Linked DNA regions of Homo sapiens: all the other regions are linked to region 2. Evidence: chromatin contacts called from ENCODE Hi-C or POLR2A ChIA-PET data. All regions are on one chromosome and are shown on one strand. The core of a region is the stretch at or near the end of the contact, and the rest is flanking DNA. Distances in the headings are between cores, read along the strand shown.

The links. A loop is a pair of places that touch in the nucleus more often than their neighbours do. ChIA-PET counts read pairs that join two places held with the same protein, here RNA polymerase II (POLR2A). Pooled maps may share reads with other maps.
Region 1: a map with no recorded cell type shows a loop between it and region 2 (8-fold over the local background). The contact joins two enhancer-like sites. A Hi-C loop is called at or near these places in 4 of 37 single-sample maps with no recorded cell type and 8 of 50 pooled maps. POLR2A ChIA-PET finds 5 or more read pairs at or near these places in 1 of 52 experiments (activated CD8-positive, alpha-beta memory T cell).
Region 3: a pooled map shows a loop between it and region 2 (2.6-fold over the local background). The contact joins two enhancer-like sites. A Hi-C loop is called at or near these places in 1 of 50 pooled maps. POLR2A ChIA-PET finds 5 or more read pairs at or near these places in 2 of 52 experiments (OCI-LY7 and T-cell).

The regions. Positions count from the first base shown.
Region 1 is chr14:63,469,912-63,472,651 of GRCh38, reverse strand. All of the region lies in intron 2 of PPP2R5E (protein phosphatase 2 regulatory subunit B'epsilon), which reads left to right. Among named protein-coding and RNA genes, the nearest start is that of PPP2R5E, 72 kb to the left of the region's middle. RefSeq lists an enhancer at 918-997. Within about 2 kb of position 1,276, at least 6 of the 41 ENCODE cell types and tissues checked have a DNase peak (open chromatin) inside an H3K27ac peak, as active enhancers do.
Region 2 is chr14:63,704,355-63,707,240 of GRCh38, reverse strand. The region is part of intron 1 of SGPP1 (sphingosine-1-phosphate phosphatase 1); the gene reads left to right. Among named protein-coding and RNA genes, the nearest start is that of SGPP1, 22 kb to the left of the region's middle. RefSeq lists an enhancer at 1,465-1,594. Within about 2 kb of position 1,545, at least 2 of the 41 ENCODE cell types and tissues checked have a DNase peak (open chromatin) inside an H3K27ac peak, as active enhancers do.
Region 3 is chr14:63,937,304-63,940,276 of GRCh38, reverse strand. All of the region lies in intron 2 of SYNE2 (spectrin repeat containing nuclear envelope protein 2), which reads right to left. Among named protein-coding and RNA genes, the nearest start is that of SYNE2, 86 kb to the right of the region's middle. Within about 2 kb of position 1,661, at least 5 of the 41 ENCODE cell types and tissues checked have a DNase peak (open chromatin) inside an H3K27ac peak, as active enhancers do.

The sequences.
Region 1 (2,740 bases), core at 27-2,526, 230 kb after region 2:
GTTCTATTCATGCTTCCTTTCTGTCCCATCACTAGCTGAAAGCAATTCAACCTAACTGGCTTTCTAATTGACCTTAGGCTGTGCTGGTGATAATACAGGTTTGAACTCTCAGTTAGACTCCAAATCATATGCAAGTTCAACAAATGTCAGGTGTTCAAAACAAAATGAAACAACCAAACTTCTGTGTCATTACATTTTCCTGAACAGTAAATTAAATCCAAACAAGGTTGAAGTCTTGAAGTAAGCCAGCTTTAGTGCAAAGGAGAAGGCTGGAAGGTTAGAGAAGACTTTGAATCATCTTTTGAGAGACTTAACACTAATGTAAAGGGGTCCTTTATTTTATTTTTTTTTGAGATGGAGATTCACTCTTGTCACCCAGGCTGGAGTGAAATGGCGTGATCTCAGCTCATTTCAACCTCCGCCTCCTGGGTTCAGCCGATTCTCCTGCCTCAGCCTCCTGAGTAGCTGGGATTACAGGCGCCTGTCACCATGCCCGATTAATTTTTGTATTTTTGGTAGAGATGGGGTTTTGCCATGTTGGCCAGGTTGGCCTTGAACATCTGACTCAGGTGATCCACCTGCCTTGGCCTCCAACAGTGCTGGGATGACAGGCATGAGTCACTGTGCCCAGCCTAAGGGGGCTTTTAAATATTAACAGAAATAACAGGCCAGCTGGAGAATCTTTCTAACCCTTGGTAGTTGCATTTTGCTTGGTACAAAGAGGAGATAGATGACAGAATGCTTGTCTTCCTCAATCTATGTTAAAGAGTCTGTTAGGAAGATTAGGAAGATTAACCCTTCCAGATGGTCCCTCCAGTGTACGTTGTAGATATTAGATGAAAACAAAAATGATCAGTAGTGATAAGCCAGCTCTCATTAGTCTTTAGCAGAGGTGGGATAGTGTACAGGTGCCAGATTGTGGAGGTCTGAAGCTCAGCAGGGCCCCCTTTCCAGCTGTGTGATGGTGGGCAAGTTGCTAAATATCTTTGGGCCAATTTTTATATGTAAAAATAAGGTTGGTAATACCTACCTCACAGCATTGTAGAAAGGATTAAAGGAGTTAATACATGTAAACTCCTTATAATAGTGACTGCCACAGAGTAAGTGCTTACTAAGTTTTTACTATTATTATGTATACATGATATGACTGGGAAGGGATGACTCATTCAAGATTTTCAGAAACTATTTATTGTGAAACAGGAAATGGCTCTTTAGAATGCGTATCTTTTTCTAATACCTGACCTGTCTTCAGTGACTCTTGTTTATTTTGGGTTATTCATTCATTAATTAACAAGTGTATTTTGACATTGCTTATAGTCAAGATCCTGAAAGAGTGTATTGTCTGTAGGAGATCATGATATTTTCAATAGAGGATAGATTCTGAAAACTTGTGAGAGTTGTATGAATGAGGTTCTTCTGGCCCATCTGGGTCTATGAACAATCTATACATAAGACATCTGGTTTTATCAGAAATTTGAAACTTACGCATTTTTATGTGTACTCTCCATTCTCAAAGAGAGCCTGGTGCGTGTTTTTGCAGATTTATGTAATATGAGAGTTTCTGGAATCTAGATGAATGTCATTCAGAGTGGTCTCTCTTGAACTTGCCCCACTTGGCTTTTTTCAAAGAAATGTTGTCATCTGCATGCTATGCTTGCTTTGGACTTCAGGGTGGGGTAAAAAATGGCTCAGAAGCTATTGCTTGGTCACCTTTGTAATATCAGGGTGCATTAATGGTACAAGCAAGCAATGTAGATTGTCAAAATTTCAGAATTAGACATTTTATCTTTTTATTAGGATGCTGTAATTTTTTTTTTTTTTTTGTAGAGACGGAGGTCTTTCTGTGTTGATCTTCCCACCTCAACCTCCAAAAGTGTTGGGATTATAGGTGTGAGCCATTGTGCTCAGCCACGTTTTTTTTTTTTTTTAATCTGTTGATAAAGGCTTGTTTTTATGATCCTGTGAAAGTAGATTAGGTGTCAATAGAGTCTTCAGATAATTTGCTTGTTTTATGCTGGAAATTCCTATTAAAATTATGCAATTGGATGAAGCCATTTTGTTATTGTCACTATGAAGTATTTTTTAATAATATAAATATGTTCTTCCTAGAGATAACCCCTTAACCCTTTAGTAGACAGGATAATCAATCACCACATTATCAGAGGGCAAGTCGGTTTTTTTTTTTTTTTAAACTTATGGAAAGGTTATGAGTGCAGAGTGTGATTGTGGAATACTGTGTGCCTTGGGGTTGGAACTGGGCTATAAGTAGGGAGGTAGGAGGCTGGATGCAGGGGCTCACACTTGTAATCCCAGCACTTTGGGAGGTCCAGGCGGCAAGGATCCCTTGAGCCTAGGAGTTCAAGACCACCCTGGGTAACATAGTGAAGCACTGTCTTTACAAAAACTACAAAAATTAGCTAGGTGTGGTGGTGCATGCCTGTAATCCCAGCCACTTGGGAGGCTGAAATGGGAGGATTGCTTCAGCCAGGGAGGTCGAGGCTACAGTGTGCTGTGACTGTGCCACTGCACTCTAGCGTGGGTGACAGAGTGAGACCTTGTCTCAAAAAAAGTGGGGGGTGTGGGGAGGTAGGAGATGAGGAGGACAAAAATCATTGTTTATTCTTTATAATCCTACTGCCACATTTATCTGTCCAAATAAATGGAGAGGAGGAAGTATTTCATTTTGGTGTAAAATTATCCCTTCTGGTTCTTTGTAGTGAAGTTGTTTTTACACGTTAGC
Region 2 (2,886 bases), core at 296-2,795:
TATAATGTGTATATGGTGAGTTCAGTTGCTAAACTGATTCTTTGTAACTTAAGAGTTCAAAAGAGAAACAGTAATAACACTGACATTAGATGCAAATAGGTCAAAACCGTAGATTGAGAATGTTTTAAATTATATTTTTCTCATTTAATGTGTACATTAAATGATTATATATGGGTCAGTTTTTTTTTTTTTTTTTTTTTGGGACAGAGTCTCACTCTGTCTCCCAGGCTGGAGTGCAGTGGCATGATCTCACTCATTGCAACCTCTGCCTCCATGTTCAAGTGATTCTCCCACCTCAGCCTCCCGAGTAGCTAGGACTACAGGCGCATGCTACCAGGCCCAGCTAATTTTTGTATTTTTAGTAGAGACAAGGTTTCGCCACATTAGCCAGGCTGGTCTCAAACTCCTGACCTGAGGTGATCCACCCATCTCATCCTCCCAAAGTGCTGGGATTCTGTTTCTTAAGTTTACTGAAAAGGATTTTCAGATTGCAATTTATTATGGTGGATTTCACAGTTGCTCTTAGAACTAAGGGTTAACACAGCCCATGTTTGAGGCCAGGAACTGAATGATACTATGGCGTTTGACACATGTTTTCATGAATATAATATGGTAAGGCTGGTGGCTGAAGGCTTATGTTTACTTTGTTCAACAAGTATTAATTGACTGCGCACTATGTGCCAGACACATATTATAGTAATACAGGCAGGAGAGAATTGCTGGTGGCTTACAGCAGGTAATAATGGTAGAGGTAGAAGTGGTCACATTCTGGATATGTTTATTTTTGGTTTATTTTTTTTTAACTTGGGGTAAAACTTACATAAAATTAATAATTTTGAAGTGAATAATTCAGCTCTAGTACATTCACAATGTCGTACAACCGTTGTTTCTATCTAGTTCCAAAACACTTTTATCACCCCAAAAGGGAACCCTCTTCCCATTAAGCATTTGGCTCCCCGTTTCTCTCTCCCCCTGACTTCTGGCAACCATCCATGTTGTGGCTGTATAGGTTTACCTATTTTGGATATTTCATATAAATGAAATTGTATAATATGTGACCTTGGGTGTCTGGCTTCATTCACTTAACATAATGTTTTTTAAGTTCATCCATGTTGTAGCATGCATCAGTACTTCATTCCTTTTGTGTTGACTACTATTCCATTGTTTGTATATACCACAAATAATTTACCCATTCATCTGTTGATGAACACTTGGGCTATGCCCGCCTTTTGGTTATTGTGAATAGTACTGGTATGAACATATGTATAAATGTATTTGAGTACTGGTTTTCATTTCTTTGGGGGATATAGTTAAAATTGGAAATGTGTGGGTCGTATGGTAATTCTGTGTTTAACTTTTTGAGGAACTGCTAAACTGCTTTTCATAGCAGCTGCTTCATTTTACATCCCAACAGCAATGTATAAAGCTTCCAATTTCCCCACATACTCACCAATACTTGTTACTTTCCTGTCTTTTTTCTTTCTGTTAATTATTATAGCTATCCTAGTGGAGTATGAAGTTGTACCTCACTGTGATTTTGATTTTCATTTTTCATTTTCATTTCCCATTTTTTGAGACAGGGTTTCACTTTGTCACCCAGGCTAGAACGCAATGGCATGATCTTGGCTCGTGGGAACCTTTACCTCCCAGGCTCAAGTGATCCACCTACCTCAGCCTCCCAAGTACCTGGGACCACAAGTGCATGTCACCATGCCTGGCTAATTTTTGTATTTTTGTTAGAGATGGGGTTTCGCCTTGTTGCCCAGGCTCATCTCAAACTCCTGGGCTCAAGCAATCTGCCCACCTCGGCCCCCCAAAGTGCTGGGATTACAAGTGTGAGCCACCATGCCAGGCGAGCATATTTTCATGTGCTTTTTGGCCATTTGTATATCTTCTTTGGAGAAATGTCTATTCAGGTCCTTTGCCCATTTTTCAATTGTGTTGTCTTTTTGTTTTTGAGTTGTAAGAGTTCTTTACAAATTCTGCATACTAGATCCTTATTAAATATATCATTTGCAAATACTTTCTCCCATTTAGTAAACTGTCTTTTCACTTTCTTGATAATTTCCTTTGATGTACATGAGTGTTTTGTTTTGTTTTTTTGTTTTTTTTTAAAGACAGAGTCTCGCCCTGTCACCCACGCAGGAGTGCAATGGCACGATCTCGGCTCACTGCAACCCCCACCTCCCGGGTTCAAGCGAGTCTCCCACCTCAGCCTCCCAAGTAGCTGGGACTACAGGCACACATCACCATGCCTGACTAATTTTTTGTATTTTTCATAGAGACAGGGTCTCACCATGTTGGCCAGGCTGGTCTCAAATTCCTGACCTCAAGTGATCTTCCTGCCTAGGCTTCCCAAAGTGCTGAGATTACAGGCCTGAGCCGCCACACCCGGCCAATTTGTAAATTTTGATGAAATTCCAGTTTACCTATGTTTTTCTTTTGTTACACATGCTTTTGGTGTCATAGTTAAGAATCTGTTGCCTAATCCAGAGTCATAAAGATTTATCCCTGTGTTTTCTTTTAAAAATTTTTTTAAAGATTTTCTTTCTTTATTGAGACAGGGTCTTACTGTGTTGTCCAGGCTGGTCTTGAACACCTGGGCTCAAGCGATCCTTCTGCCTTGGCCTCCCAAAGTGCTAGAATTACAGGTGTGAGTCACTACACCCGGCCCCTATGATTTCTTCTAAAAGTTTTTAGCTGCTATATTTAAGTTGTTGACCCATTTTGAGTGTATATATGGTATGAGATAGGAGTCCAACTTCATCATTTTGCATGTAGGTATTCAGACGTCCTAGCACTATTTGTTAAAGAGACTATTCTTTACCTATTTAATGGTCTTGGCATTCTTATTGAAAATCAGTTAACCATACGTATATGGGTTTA
Region 3 (2,973 bases), core at 412-2,911, 230 kb before region 2:
TGAGACCAGCCTGGACAACATACAGAAATCCCATCTTTACAAAAAATACAAAAATTAGCTAGGCATGGTGGCATGAACCTGTGAGGGGGGAAGATGGCTTGAGCCCAGGAAGTCAAGGCTGCAGTGAGTCGTGATCATGCCCCTGCACTGCAGCCTGGTCAACACGGCAAGACTCTGTTTCATGAAAGAAAAAAAAAAAAAAAAAATGAACTGAGACCCTATACCACCTTGACAGTACTGTACAAAGAACTGTGAGCAGCAACAGGAGTTCCTAACCTAGACTTTAAGTTTAAGCCCAAACCGTTTAGTAAAGATGACCCCAGAACATAAGAAGATGTTTTAAATGGCACATGAAATCATTAAGGTTTAGTCTTAACATTTATCATGGAGAATATATCGCCACTGAATTAACTGTAAATGGGCTGTAATTAGTCAGAGAGAACTGTGTTCAAATCCTGTTTCTGTTATGGGGTAGCTGTGTGACCTTGAGCAGTGTCCTTGTTTAATAAAAAAGTAATACGCATTTGTCTCTAGAGATTATTATAAGAATCTAATGATTCACTTAAAGTGATTAGCATAGACTCTGGCACATAAGAAGTGTTGGCTATTACTCTTATTAAACAGGTAGGGGTCGGATGTGGTGGTTCACGCCTGTAATCTCAGCACTTTGGGAGGCTGAGGCCGGTGGATCACCTGAGGTCAAGAGTTCAAGACCAGCCTGGACAACATGGGGAAACCCCATTTCTACTAAAAATGTGAAAATTAGCCAGGCGTGGTGGCACACGCCTGTAGTCCCAGCTACTTGGGAGGCTGAGGCCGGAGAATCATTTGAACCGAGGAGGCGGAGGTTGCAGTGAGCTGAGATTGTGACACTGCACTCCAGCCTGGGTGACAATGCGAGACTTCGTCTCAAAAAAAAAAAAAAAAAAGAAAAAAAAAATCCAGGTAGGAGTCAAGGGGAAGACCTGAACCCTCAGAGTACAGCCCTTCTTGCCCCTCTGAGCAGGAGTGGGCCCCACACTGACACCATGCCTCCCTTAGCCCTCTACCCCCTGATTTTCAGCAGACATTCTCAACACCAGGGTTAAGGGTTAGCCCTGCACTCAACAACTGAGCTTCCATCTCCCCACATCTCCTCACCTGGATGGGCAGAGATAAGCACAGGCCCAGACACCCATGGCACCCTGTGCCCAATGCTTACGGCCTTGCCACCATCAACCTCCAGTTCACCAGGCCTCATCTCACTATACCCTTTATCCTTGCTTATATCAGCCAGTGCATGCACACATGCAGACACTCACATGCACACATGCAAGCGCACACATGCACACACGCACACACACGCACATGCACTCTAGACTCTCAGGTCTCTCTCATTTCTTTCTAATTCCTGTTAAGACTCTGCATATCCCCCCAACTTTTCTCATCTCCCACCTCTCCTTAAGTCCTAAAGTGCTTCCACGGATGATGAAACCCGTGGTGTGCCATCAGCAAAATCCCCTCCATGCCCAATACCCTCTCTGGTGTTGAGGCTTTCCCTTCCTGCTTTCATGGAAACCTGGCTCTCCTCTGAGAATACCACTTCCCCTGCAGCCCTCTCAAGTGGCAGCTTTGCTTTCTCTTGCAGCCCTCGTACCACTATTTCCTCCCTCCTCATGGCCACCTCCAGTTCATCCTCTACCCTCTTTGTCCCTGAAATCCCCTAGCTTTGAATCTCACGTCATTAGACTATCCTTGCTATCACAATTGTTACCTACCTCTATCATTTCCCACCCTTTCTGCTCCTTCTCCACTGTCACTCTGTCCAATAGTCTAATTCTTAGTACTTTCTAATTTACTTATTTATAGACAAGGTCTCACTCTGTTGCTCAAGCTGGAGTGCAGGGGTGTGATCATGACTCACTGCAGCCTTGACCTCCCAGGCTCCCAAGTAGCTGGGACTACAGGCGTGTACTGCCATGTCCAGCTAATTTTTTAAATTTTTTGTAGAGATGGGTGTCACCACGTTACCCAGGCTGGTCTCAAACTCCTAGGCTCAAGCAATCCTCCCAACTCACCTCCCAAAGTGCTGGGATTACAGGCGTGAGCCATCACACCTGGCCTTATTCTTGGCAATTTCAATATACACAGCAATGAACTTTCCAATGTCCTGGCCCCTCAGTTTCTCGAATTCCTCCTCTCCAATACACTTGTCTTCTGCCCTGCGTCAATCACCTTGCTGTCGTGGTCATACTCCAGACTTTGTCATTACTAATAACAACTCCTCCATGATCTCAAGTTCATGCATCTCCATTCAGTTCACTCACTCTAGTGCCCCAACTCCAGCAATCATTTCAGTTCATCAACAACTCCAAGCCATTGACTCTGCCAGTTTTTCAGTGTCCCTCACCCCCAGGATATCCTACCTTTCATTCTTATCCATTTTAAGTTCCATGATCAATTATTACCAACACTCCTTGCATTTCACCTATTTTGTTCTATTTGCTTTGACACTTCATGACTACTCTGTGCACTTCATCCTACAAACAGGTTGCTGAATGTGGCTGGAGAAACCCACTCAACAGTGCTCACTGGTCTCACCAGCAGCCCCAGTGGGCCCTAAAAGCTGCCCAGTAATCTCACACTATATGGCCCTCTCCCTGTCCCCAGATGGCAACTTAACCCCTTTTCTTCTTCCACAAACATCCAATACCTCCTCCCTCATCATTAAACTCAGCTGAAACCTTGCTTCCCACCCACTCATCTAACAACCTGCAAAAGTGCTCTGCTTCCAACCTATCAGCACAGATGAACTAGCCTTGCTCAGAACTAAAGCCAATCCTTTCACTTGTACACTATATCCCATCCCTGTGCTCCAACGCAAGAACATTCTGTTCCTACCTCTTCCGTATCATCGTCTTCCCCCACTCTCTTAAACAATTCCCATGAGTATACAGCCATACTGTTAATTCTCCCATCCAAAAACAAACCTCT